Regions from separate parts of the Homo sapiens genome. Here region 1 is linked to region 2. The links are chromatin loops, found by intact Hi-C in ENCODE. Cell type or tissue: MCF 10A. All regions are shown on one strand. Each heading gives the region's core, and the rest is flanking DNA. Links, peaks and the distances in the headings are about the cores only.

The links. Hi-C counts contacts between places; a loop is a spot of excess contacts. Peaks named below come from ENCODE experiments on the same cell type or tissue, not always from the same donor. Only the 100,000 strongest peaks of a DNase experiment are listed, where the experiment ranks them.
Region 1: it touches region 2 in a loop (20-fold over the local background); 3 of 110 quality-filtered maps call a loop at or near these places.

Annotation. Positions count from the first base shown.
Region 1 is chr16:86,807,700-86,812,947 of GRCh38, forward strand. No RefSeq gene overlaps it. Among named protein-coding and RNA genes, the nearest start is that of LINC02188, 88 kb to the left of the region's middle. In MCF 10A, for the core only: a CTCF peak has its summit at 2,134; a DNase peak (open chromatin) is centred at 2,062.
Region 2 is chr16:87,054,407-87,059,928 of GRCh38, forward strand. LINC02181 (long intergenic non-protein coding RNA 2181) reads left to right here and starts at 3,378. Exons shown (of 3, transcript NR_126008.1): 1 at 3,378-5,522. In MCF 10A, for the core only: CTCF peaks have their summits at 1,883 and 2,960 (motif pointing left); no DNase peak of the experiment used is centred there.

The DNA of each region.
Region 1 (5,248 bases), core at 249-5,248, 250 kb before region 2:
CCATCTTGAGCTACGAGATTTTTTAAAAACTTAAATGACAGGCATTTGCCAGTAATCTAAAACCACTGGTTCCAATCTGTGTCTACAGATGTCACTAGGGGAAGGGGACAACATTATTTTAAGGAAGTCTGATTTTGTGGGCCAGGTATTATATTTATTTAAAATTTTTATTATAAAAATTTCCAAACACTTAAAAGTAGGCAAATAGTCTAATGAGCTTTCATAAACCTACTAACTACATTCAAGTTTTCAATACTCTGCCATGCTTCCCTGATTTCACATCATTTCTTTCGTAAACAAATAATCATCATTTTTAAAAAACAGACATTTTCTTACCTAATAGCAAAAGCATCCCTAGAGAAAATACGGTCTTGTACATATGAATTGGACTATTATTTTTAACAGTATATGCTGTTCCCATTGCTGGTTTACTAAATTTAATTGAAGAGTGTTATGGAATTCACAGAAGGCGTTTTTGTCAGTGCATTTTCTCAATACACACATATTAAATCAGATCATCAGACCTTAAATCTTCAGGATTGCTATCTTGAAGAGTCCATGACATCTTTTTCTGATGTCATACTTGGAAAGGTTGGAAAACTGATTTAAAACTTCATTTCAGCCACAACTCGATTTCTCCCCCAGCCGATTCTTGATAGAAATTGCAAAGAGAACAAATTGGAGAGGCTGAGGATTCTTCTGCTTTGCCTGGTTTCTGTTGCTACCATCCCATCCAGGTGTTCCCAGGATCAACTGGCATCAGACAAGAGGTGGCTAGAGGGGGCTAGCCCACAGAGCATGGTTGGGGTGGGTGCAGCTTGGAAATGGCTTTAGTTTCTGAGTTGTCTGGAAGGATAGACTTAGAGGTTGAGTCCCTGGGACAGTTTGGGCCCCAGATAACTCAGCTTTCATCCTAATCTGCTATTTGCCAGCCACAGGCCATTGCTGGAATCAGTTAACCCCTCTGAACCTCAGAGTTGCCACCTGCAAAATGGGTATAAGAATCCCAACCTCACTACCTACTCTCCTACTCTCCTTAAAGACCCAGTTAAGACCATTTAGAACAGCGGTCCCCAACATTTCAGGTACCCAGTTTCGTGGAAGACAATTTTCCACAGGCCTGTTGGGAGGGATGGTTTTGGGATGACACTATTCCACCTCAGATCATCAGGCATTCGTTAGATTCTTGTAAGGAGCGTGCAGCCTGGATCCCTCACACGCACAGTTCACGGGACTGTTCCTCTCCTGTGAGAATCTAATGCCGCCACTGACCTGGCAGGAGGGAGAGCTCAGGCGGCCATGCTTGCTCACCCTCCGCTCACCTCCTGCTGCTCCGGTTACTAACAGGCCATGGACTGACACCAGTCTGCAGTCCAGGGGCCTGGGACCCCTGCTGTAGCAAGCCTTTTGCAAGCTGTTAAGTACTGTGCATGTTTTCCTGGGCACACAGGAGTTCTGCCTTTGCAGTGACCTCTGTGCAGGACCCCCATCCTCGGGGATCTTGGAGCTACAGCGAGTCCTGGCGCTCCTGCCACCCACTTGCACTTTGCTGCTCTCGTCAGTATCTTCATGGGAGCTGCCTCCTCACTGGGCCAGAGCACCTGGCTCTAAGGCAGAGGAATCCAATCCACCAGCAGCTTTTCCTAAAAGGCCAAACCACCTCGTGGGCCGATCGTTTTTCTCCGTAACATGGCCAAATGGCCACCAAATGGCCGGCCGGCTGGGGCCAAAAAGCCCCTTCCCAGCACACACCCCAAAGCTCCGCAGCTACAACCCTCACCTGGCAACAGCCTGCGGAAGGAGGTACAGGGCTGATCTGTGTCCTGTGGTCAAATGCATTGGTTCTCAGTCCTGACTTTGCTCTAGAATCCCTGGGGAGTTTCCCAGGCCTCATCCCAGAGAGGCTGGGTTGGAATCTCTGGCATGGGGGTCTGGGCAGTGGTATTTGCTGGAAGCTCCCCAGGGAATTCGGATGTGCAGCTGGGGCTGGGAACAAGCATCTTATCCATCGTTCAGGTCAGCCACAACTTGCTGGTTAAAGTCGGTGAGAAATGAATCAACCAAATTAGTCATTGGACAAACAAAATTTTAAAGAAGTTTATCTGGTGCCACACGGAGATTGAGCCACAGAGGGCAGACAAAACCTCTGTTGGCCTTCTCCCCTCCATGGAAAAGATCCTGGTGGAATAAGTCATGATGACAGCTCAGCCGGTTCTTGTACACGTGCAGCTTTACCTGGGGAAGCTGTTGCTGGCTAAAGACAGGGCAGGCTTTGTCCCTGGTCTATGCTAACTCTCAGGATGTGGACCATTTCTCTGATCATCCTGATGGGATGAACGTCATTCATTCATTCAGTCATGCCCTCAACTGTTTCTTGCATATCAGGAACTGTGCAAAGTCACAAGTATATATAGATTGCTAGGACCTGGTCATCATCTTCAAGTCGGAAATATTATGGGAACACAACAATAATTAGAGCTAGAATGTACTGTGTCTTCTTCTTTCTAAGCATTCTGTGAAGAACTTGCCAGAATTTACTGTGTCTCCTTCTTGCTAAGCATTCTGCGAAGAACTTGCTAGAATTTACTGTGTCTTCTTCTTGCTAAGCATTCTGCTAAGAACTTGACATGTATTCTCTCATTTGATCACTCCAGCAATTCTATTAAGTAGGATCATAGCATTGATTATGGTAATAATTCTTATAACCATTTCATGATTCTATGATCATTTTCTGTAGAAAAATCTGAGGCTCAAACATGTTAAGTAATTTGCACAGGGTCACATAGCAAATAGTGGCAGAGCTGGGATTCCCACCCAGCCCAACTCCAGCTGATGCTCCTCACCCAGCACATCACTGCCTCTCACAGTGGTATGACCCAAACACTGGTCCACTGGCATCAGGAAGCTGGGAATAAAAGAAGAGGCTTTACTCCTGGAAGCAGAAGACTTCCCTCCAAGGCTGCATGCTGCTATCGACTGGTTTTCAAGTTCTGTTTGTGCTGACTCCAGCAGAGATGGGAAGAAATAGTGGTGCACTGGGAAGTGTTTGATAGCCTGGCGCCCTGAAGAAAGCTCTGATTAGTTTAGTTTGCCGTTGTCCATTTGCCATATCATGATCATAGAATGTTTCATTATTCTATGACCATGAAATGGTTCTAATAACTATTATCATAATCAGCTCTATGATCCTACTTAATAGAATTACTGGAGTGACCAAATGTGTGAATACCCCCACCATGGTTGATTTCAAATGGCCAGTGTCACATCACTGAACTCAGAGATGGGGAGAGATGCACACGGTCTGCTCTCACAAGCTGGTGTGAGTAGGCTCCAGCACTCCAGGGCTCTTTCCATTCGCAGGTCTTTTGAGGACCATTAGAGATTATTGGCCCTTTTAAAATTGTGGCTCATCCAACAGTTTATTAGACTGAAATCCCCATAACAAAAGGGGCCGTGTCTATTCTTACCATTGCATCTGTCTACAGCTCCTGGCTTATGCCTGGTAAAAAGTTAGTCCTCAGTCAATATTTGTAGAGTTAATTCACTTCCAAGAGCAAGGGTCTTTTATTAGGGAAGCCCAAGATTTAGACACTTACACTATAATATTATTATCTCAATAGTTGTAGACAAATTAATGATGAAATTAAACAACCATCCATGATAAGAACAAACAAATGAGCAAACATAATATTTTTACAACTAGAAATGAAAGGGACAATTGTAAAACCGATAAAGAGTATCTTCCATAAACATCATATTTAATAGTGAAAATTTAGCAGGATTTCTGTTATATTCAGAAACAAACTCAGGGTGCCAACCATCTGCCGTTGCCCGCTTTTGATGTTTGACTAGCAATCTCCATCAATACACTACTGTGAGAACAAGGAAGAAAGGGGGAAGAACTAGAGAGAGAGAGACAAAGCTGTCATTATCAGTAGACAGCATAATTGTCTGCAATGAAAATCCAAGAGAATCTACAAACTAATAAAACAATAAGTAAATTCTGCAAAGCTTCTGAATCAAAAGTAAACATTAAAAATAAATTCATTTCCATCCACCAGTCATAACCACTTAAGAAGATGTAAGATCCCATTCACAGTACTAACAAAACTAAAGCTTAGTTATGAGTAATTTTCACAAAACTATGAAAGACAATTTTTGAGACAATTGTAAAACTGCATTGAAGGATGTGGAAGACCAAACTAGATGGAGATAGATGGGAAGACTCAATTTCACTGAGATGTCCTTTCTCTCTAAATCAATTTCTAAATTATATGCATTGGCAATAAAAATTCCAGCAAGATTTTTTTAATGGCACTTGACAAATCCATTCCAAAAAAAGGCAAAGATTTAAAACCAGAAAAAATATATTTCGATAAAATTAAACAATAAGATGAGAGGACTTGCTACCAAGTATTAAAACTTAGTATACACATTATAGTAATGAAGGCAGATAAATAATTTTTTAAAAAACAGTAAAACATGCCCATATATTTATTCTTCAAGAGCTATTTATTGAGCAGCTACTATGTGGGAAATACTCCTCTGAGTGCTGGGTATATGACGGGGGGCTGGCCACAGTCTTTGCCCACAGGGGGCTTCCATTCTCAAAGTGGGAGGTGGGTACTGATAATGAATGAATGGATATGCCAGTTAGGCCTCAGTATTGCTGAGAAAACTAAATCAGGATGGTGGAGAGGGAGGAGTATGTTTGTTTGGATGGAGGGTGTCTGGTAAGATGGCATTTGAGAAGAGTCCTGAATAAAGTGAAGGAGGAAGCCATGCAATGTGCCCTGGAATGAGGTGAGAACGCAAGTGCAAAGGCCCTGGGGCCATCTGGAGCTCAGTGTGTTCTAGGGACATGGTGGCCAGAGTGGCTGGAGCAGGATAAAGAGGAAGAACAGCAGGGCAGAGGGCAGAGATGAAGTGGGGGGTCGAGCTGGAGCCCCACACAGGCCATGGGAAGAGCATGGGAAGGCTGTCAGAGAGCAAAGGCACAGCCTGCTCTGGCTTTCATCACTTTGCTTGCTGAGAATGTGGAGAGGGAAGGGTGCTAGTGAGGCCTGCCATGAGGCTACTAAAATGGTCCAAGCTCAAGAAGGTGATGGCTTGGCCAGTGTGGTAGTGGTGAGAGGCAGAAGCAGTTAGACTGAGTTATGTTTCACAGATAGGGTGAGTGGAATTTGCTGGTTTGTTGTACCTGGGAAGTGAAAGCAGAAGTCAAGGTTGACTCTGGGTTTTTATCCTG
Region 2 (5,522 bases), core at 291-5,290:
CTAGATGTGACCATGTGACCCATGGGATACAAACAGAGTCTGTTGGGACACTTCCGGGAAACCTTTTGTTTTCTTAATCAAAAGGCACAGCGCTAGTAACCTTCTCCTCTCTTCCCTCTGTGAATACAGATCTGATGTCTGGAGATCTAGCAGCCATGTTGAGGCCATGACAGAACAGACAATAGCAATGTGGTAGACATCATATTAGCCCCCCAAGAGATGTCCACATCCTAAACTCCAGAACCAGGACACTGGAGTTGCAGATGGAAGTAGGTTGCTAATCAGCTGACCTTAAAATAAAGAGATAGTCCTGGATTATCTGAGTGAGTCCAGTGTAAGCACAGGCTCCATAAAAGTGGAAAATAGAGCTGGAAGAGGAAGTCATAGAAGAAACGGATGCAGAGGGTGGAGGGATAGATGGGACCCTGCTGTCTTTGAAGACGAAGGAATGGGCCATGAGCCAAAGAATGAGGCAGCCTCTGGAAGCTGGAGAAGGCAAGGACTCGGCATGACATTCATGGAAACATTTTCCCAGGAAACACACTCAGGGACCCCTGATCTTACTGTCCCTTCCTTTGCCAGAAAAGGTTCCAGAGACATCCCAAATTCATCTTCAGACCCTGGCATCATCAGAGGGGTCTCCCCAGAAGGAACCAGCCCTTCCTACACCTTGATTTTAGCCCGGTGAGACCAGCACTGAACTTCTACACTACAGAGCCCTAAGATGATAAAAGCATGTGTGTTTTAAGCCACTGAGTTGATGGGCATTTGTTACAGCAGCCACGGGACACCACTACAAGCAGGAAGAAGGTGCCATCTCTGCCGCTGGTGAATAGCTGAGTAGATACCCGAGGCTGCCTTCCTCCGACATCCTTACTGCATGATAAGGACAAGCCTGCCCTTGTTTAAGCCATCTTAAGTTGGGTTATTGTGATTTGAAGCCCAGTGCATTCCTACTTGGCATCTGTGTCACCTGACGGGGACTTTACTTCAAAGTTCTTTTTTGAAGAATTTTTTTTTTATGGGAGAGAAACCACATTAGCAGCTAAATGAGTTGAACCCCCTAGGATGGTGCTGAGGTGTGAAGATGAATTTTGGAACCTTTTCTGGCAGAGAAAGGGAAAATAAGATCAGGGTTTCCTAAGAAAATATTTTCCTTCCATATAATGCCCTAACGGCCTTCAACATTCTAAGAAGAAAAATGGATTGTTAATTCAATGTTTACTGAATCATAAAGTAGACCTAAGACCAAAAAAAAAAAAAAATAGAAAAAGCTAATTGCAATAAACAAGAGAGTGGGTTTGTGTAGGCATCAGGGCTGCTCTATGGCAGATCAGGTGTCCGGGATAACAGGTGTGTTCATAGTCTGCCATGTCCTAGACTGGGTGAAATTGTTCTCCAGTTGAAATGGTTACATAGGATAAGTGTCCCTGGGCTCTGCCTTAACAGCAGGCCCTTTATCTTCAATATGACTTCATCAGTGCACAGTCCATTTTCAGGAACGTGACTTTACTGTGTTGTTATTTCTAAGCTGATTCCTGCCGACCAATTTTATTCCTTACTTTACAACGGAGTTTCCAGGAATGGGTTCTAGTGAGGTGTTGGGACTGCCTTTGCGCATTCATGGATGGATAAGTTAATCAAGGAGTTAGGAAGGCAAGGTCATTTGTCATGGGCCCACCTCCTACCTGTCAGACAGGACTTGGCCTCAGAAGCTCTGTGGGCATTTCATCCTGCTGCTCAGTGTGCTCTGATGCCCAGCTCTGCAGAAGAGAGAAGAAGGGCCAGCCAGGAGCCTGGCAAGTGAGCAGTGCTTAGTAACTACTCATGGTGCTCAGTAACTACTCATCATTGCAATGCTTTTCTCTCTCATGCTCACAGCACCCCTATGAGGGAGATCTGGGGAATTTTCCCCTACTGCAGACCGGGAATCCAAGGCTGAGAGGTTACAGGACTCAGACTGAGAAAGGGGCGCATTGTCCCACTGCCTTGTTGGTGCCTCCTGACAGGGAGGCATGAGGGCTGTGGCCGCCACGGCAGATACTGGCCTTGGCATCCACAGCCCTCATGCTGTCTCTGCAGGCCGGGCGCCATGTGACCACACTCCTCTCTCAGACCCCACAAGAGCCCCGTGGGGGGCCGTGTGCTGCCCACTCTCATGATGAGGAAGCCACGACCTGAGAGAAACTTAGCGTCTTGCCCCCGATGCTGCGATGCTTGGGGATGGGTGTAAACACAGGCGGCTGCCGGCACATCTGGGCTCTCCTTGTGACCTGTCAGGCCCGCCCGCTGCAATAGAGCCTCCTCTGTCCCCTCGGGGCTTAGAGAGGTGAGGCAAACGCTTTCAGCCAGAGGCAGTGAGAAGGGTTCCCTCCACGGCCAGCAGTCTGAGCTCAGATAACTGACTTGCAAAAAATCCCTGACCAACCGGGAGCCTGAGAGGTGTGGGCCGGGTAGGGCGGGAGGAGGGGGAGGAAGCCCTGGGTACCCCAGGGCGCAACATGGCAGGGCCACACTGGAGGATGAGATCAGGCCTCCCAGGCCTCCCAGGCCCCCACCTGCGATGACTCCCCCGCATCGCCCATCGCGGCTGGGATTCTGGAGCCAGGCAGGGGTTCTGTGGTCTGAGTCCCTCTGCCTGTGTGACTCTGGGAAAATCACCAGACCTTCCTGAGCCTGGATTTCCTTCCGTGTGGAAAGATAATCATCAACGACCCGCGCCTATTTCAAGGAGACTCTTGGCCCAAAAATCCCGATTCCTCTAATTCCTCCTGATTTTTCTAAGTCGTGAACACATTAATTTATTGTCTTTCTAATGAGGCAGTGAGTGAAATATTCCGAATATTAAACAAGAAATACCTTTTCGGAAGGGTTTTTGTGAAGCCCTTTAATGGAGGGAGCATGGAGCCACCGTCAGACCTGATCTTCACGGATTTCGGGGCCCTCTGCTGGTTGCCTACACATCCACCCCCTCCCTAAACCTTCCTCGTTGACACGATTCTCGTTTCATTTGGCTTCAAAATGAGTTCCAACAACAACAAAATGCAATTTCCCAGACTCCTTTGCAGCGGAGAGTGGTCACATGACCCCATTCAGCCCAATGAGACGGGAGCCAGCGGGCCCAGAGAGGGCGTCCCTTCCAGGGACACTGCATTTCGGATTTGTGCTTTATCCTCCTCCTAGACGGGCTGAGAGTCCACAGGTGCGGCATTCACCTTGTCTCCTGAGGCCACAGGCATGGCGGCCAGGAGAGGAGGAGGGGGCTTCCCGCCCCGCATGGCCGCAGGCCGTCTCCATGGCAACAACCTCCCAGGCCCAGGGGTTCCGCAGCCTCCGCCAATCTGAGATGATTGACAGCAATGCCATCCAATTACAACATTTCCTCTCTCCTTGGGGACACCGAAAAGCAGACCACCCGGGCATACTAAGGTCAAGATGTCGTTGATCGGTTTCTTTGTTTTATTGTATTACTTGTTTTATTTACCTATTTACTTTCTTGGTAAAACCAGCCTGCCGGCTTGCTCAGGACATGAACTATGACGTCCCTGGAGATGGTCTCTTGGGAGAGGAGCCCCCCAGGCCAGCGAATCCCGCTCACCTGGGGATTAACGAGCAGGCCCGGCCATTTCCCAGGGCCACCGGTGCTCCCTGATCTCAGTGTCTCCGTCTGTAAAATGGGTATAACCAGAGCCAGCCTGTGTGGCCCTGGGGAAAGCGGCACTGAGGACAGACCAGGTGTCCAGCAGGGTCCTGCCCCGACTCCCACGCCCCCCTCGCCGGCCCCCTCGCCGCGGTCTTGCACCCTCCACTCCCCGTGCCTGCAAAGCCTCTGCCCCGTCCCTACACCAGGCTAATCCTTTGCACCTCAGCTCAGAGGCCCCGTCTCCAAAGCCTTCCCTGAAACTTCCTCCTTGAGACACCCACCATCCCCACCAAGCCTGCCACACCCAGGCCTGCTATCGCCCGTGCGGTGTCGTCCTTCTGATAAGCTGTGGAGGGGTAAGGGTCGCCCTGGTCTCTTGTTCATAGCCTTAAACCTAGAGCCACTCAAGTGCCGGGCACATAGCAGGTGCTCAATAAATACTCCTTGCTGATTGAACGGCAACCAGCTGCAAGAGTGAATGCATGGATGCCGCTCGTGGGCCTGGGTTTGGAGATCTTAGAAACAAAGCTTCCTTTTGCCACACTCATGCCTTCTTCTATCACACTCATGCCTTCTTCTACCACAATGTCACACCCTTACATCTTGTATCCGTAGGGAAATGTGGCCAGGGGCGTTTTACCAAGTTGGTCTGGGATGACGTGAGTTAACCCTCACACTCCACAGTCAGAGAGATGGGTAACCCAGGTGACCCAGCGCTAAGTGACAAATATGCTCTCGGATAGAACAGCCCAGAAAGGGCAAGAGGGAGAGTTGGAACACTCAGATAATTACCCTTCAGCGACGCAGTGCACTTAAGTGGTGAAAGGAGATTCACTGGTTGGAAAAACACTCCAGGGCGAAGGGCCAGCGTGTGCAAAAGCACCGAAGCATGACCGAGCGCGGGCATTCCCGCCAGCCACCAGTGGGCCACGCATCCCAACATGTGAGTGCCGCAAGGATACAAGTGCCTAATGTGAACCTCCAAGTGGACGATCATTCAGTACTGACTTTGGGCCTGGCCCCCTTTCCTCATGCAAGCCTTCCAGGCAGGAACTAAGAGTGAGCCATCCTCTACAGAAGAGAAAAGCAAGACACAGCAAGCTGAGAAACTTACCAGGGTCACCCAGTTGGTTGGAGTCAGAGATGTGTTACGGGCAGCAGCTCCTCTGCCCGCTTACGTCTGGGCTTTGGGGGCTGGCCCAGAGATAGTCATAATGCAGCCCTTTATTCAGCACTTGCTATGGGCCAAGTCCTTCATTCACAAGCTCAAGTCTTCCCAACCCAGAAAGAAAGATGGTTAGTTCCATTTCATGTAGGAGGAAACTGTCGAGGCTCAGAAAATTTAAGGAATTTACCGGTCATCAGTAAACGAGAGTAAAGGCCTGTGTGAACCCAAATCTGCCCTCCTCTGAAACTCTCGCTGCAGACATCGCACCCCACTGTTTTTCAATTTCATCTTCTTATTTATTCACTCAACCAATATTTATTTACCAAAGCACTATGAGGCCCAGTTAAGAATGTGTGGTCCTCGATCTGACAGCCTGGATTCAAATCCCTGTTGCCCCACAACTCTCCACACTAGCTGTGTGGCCTTGCAAATTTCACTCAACCTCTCAGGGACTCAGTTTCCTTGATTGTCAAATGGGAGTAATGACATTTCCTACCTCATTGACTTGTTGGGAGGTAGCATTGAGTTATCCCATGCCGCACCCGCTCCCTTGTAAACTCTGGATAATTACCGAGCTTTCTTATAAGTGCAGCTCATGGATCACTCAAGGCACTGGGAATATAGCAATCACAACAAAGATTCTAGTCATGGGAGATGGTCACCTAACAAATTAAAAACTAAGGCATTTGTTAAAGGACTGAATGACCAAGA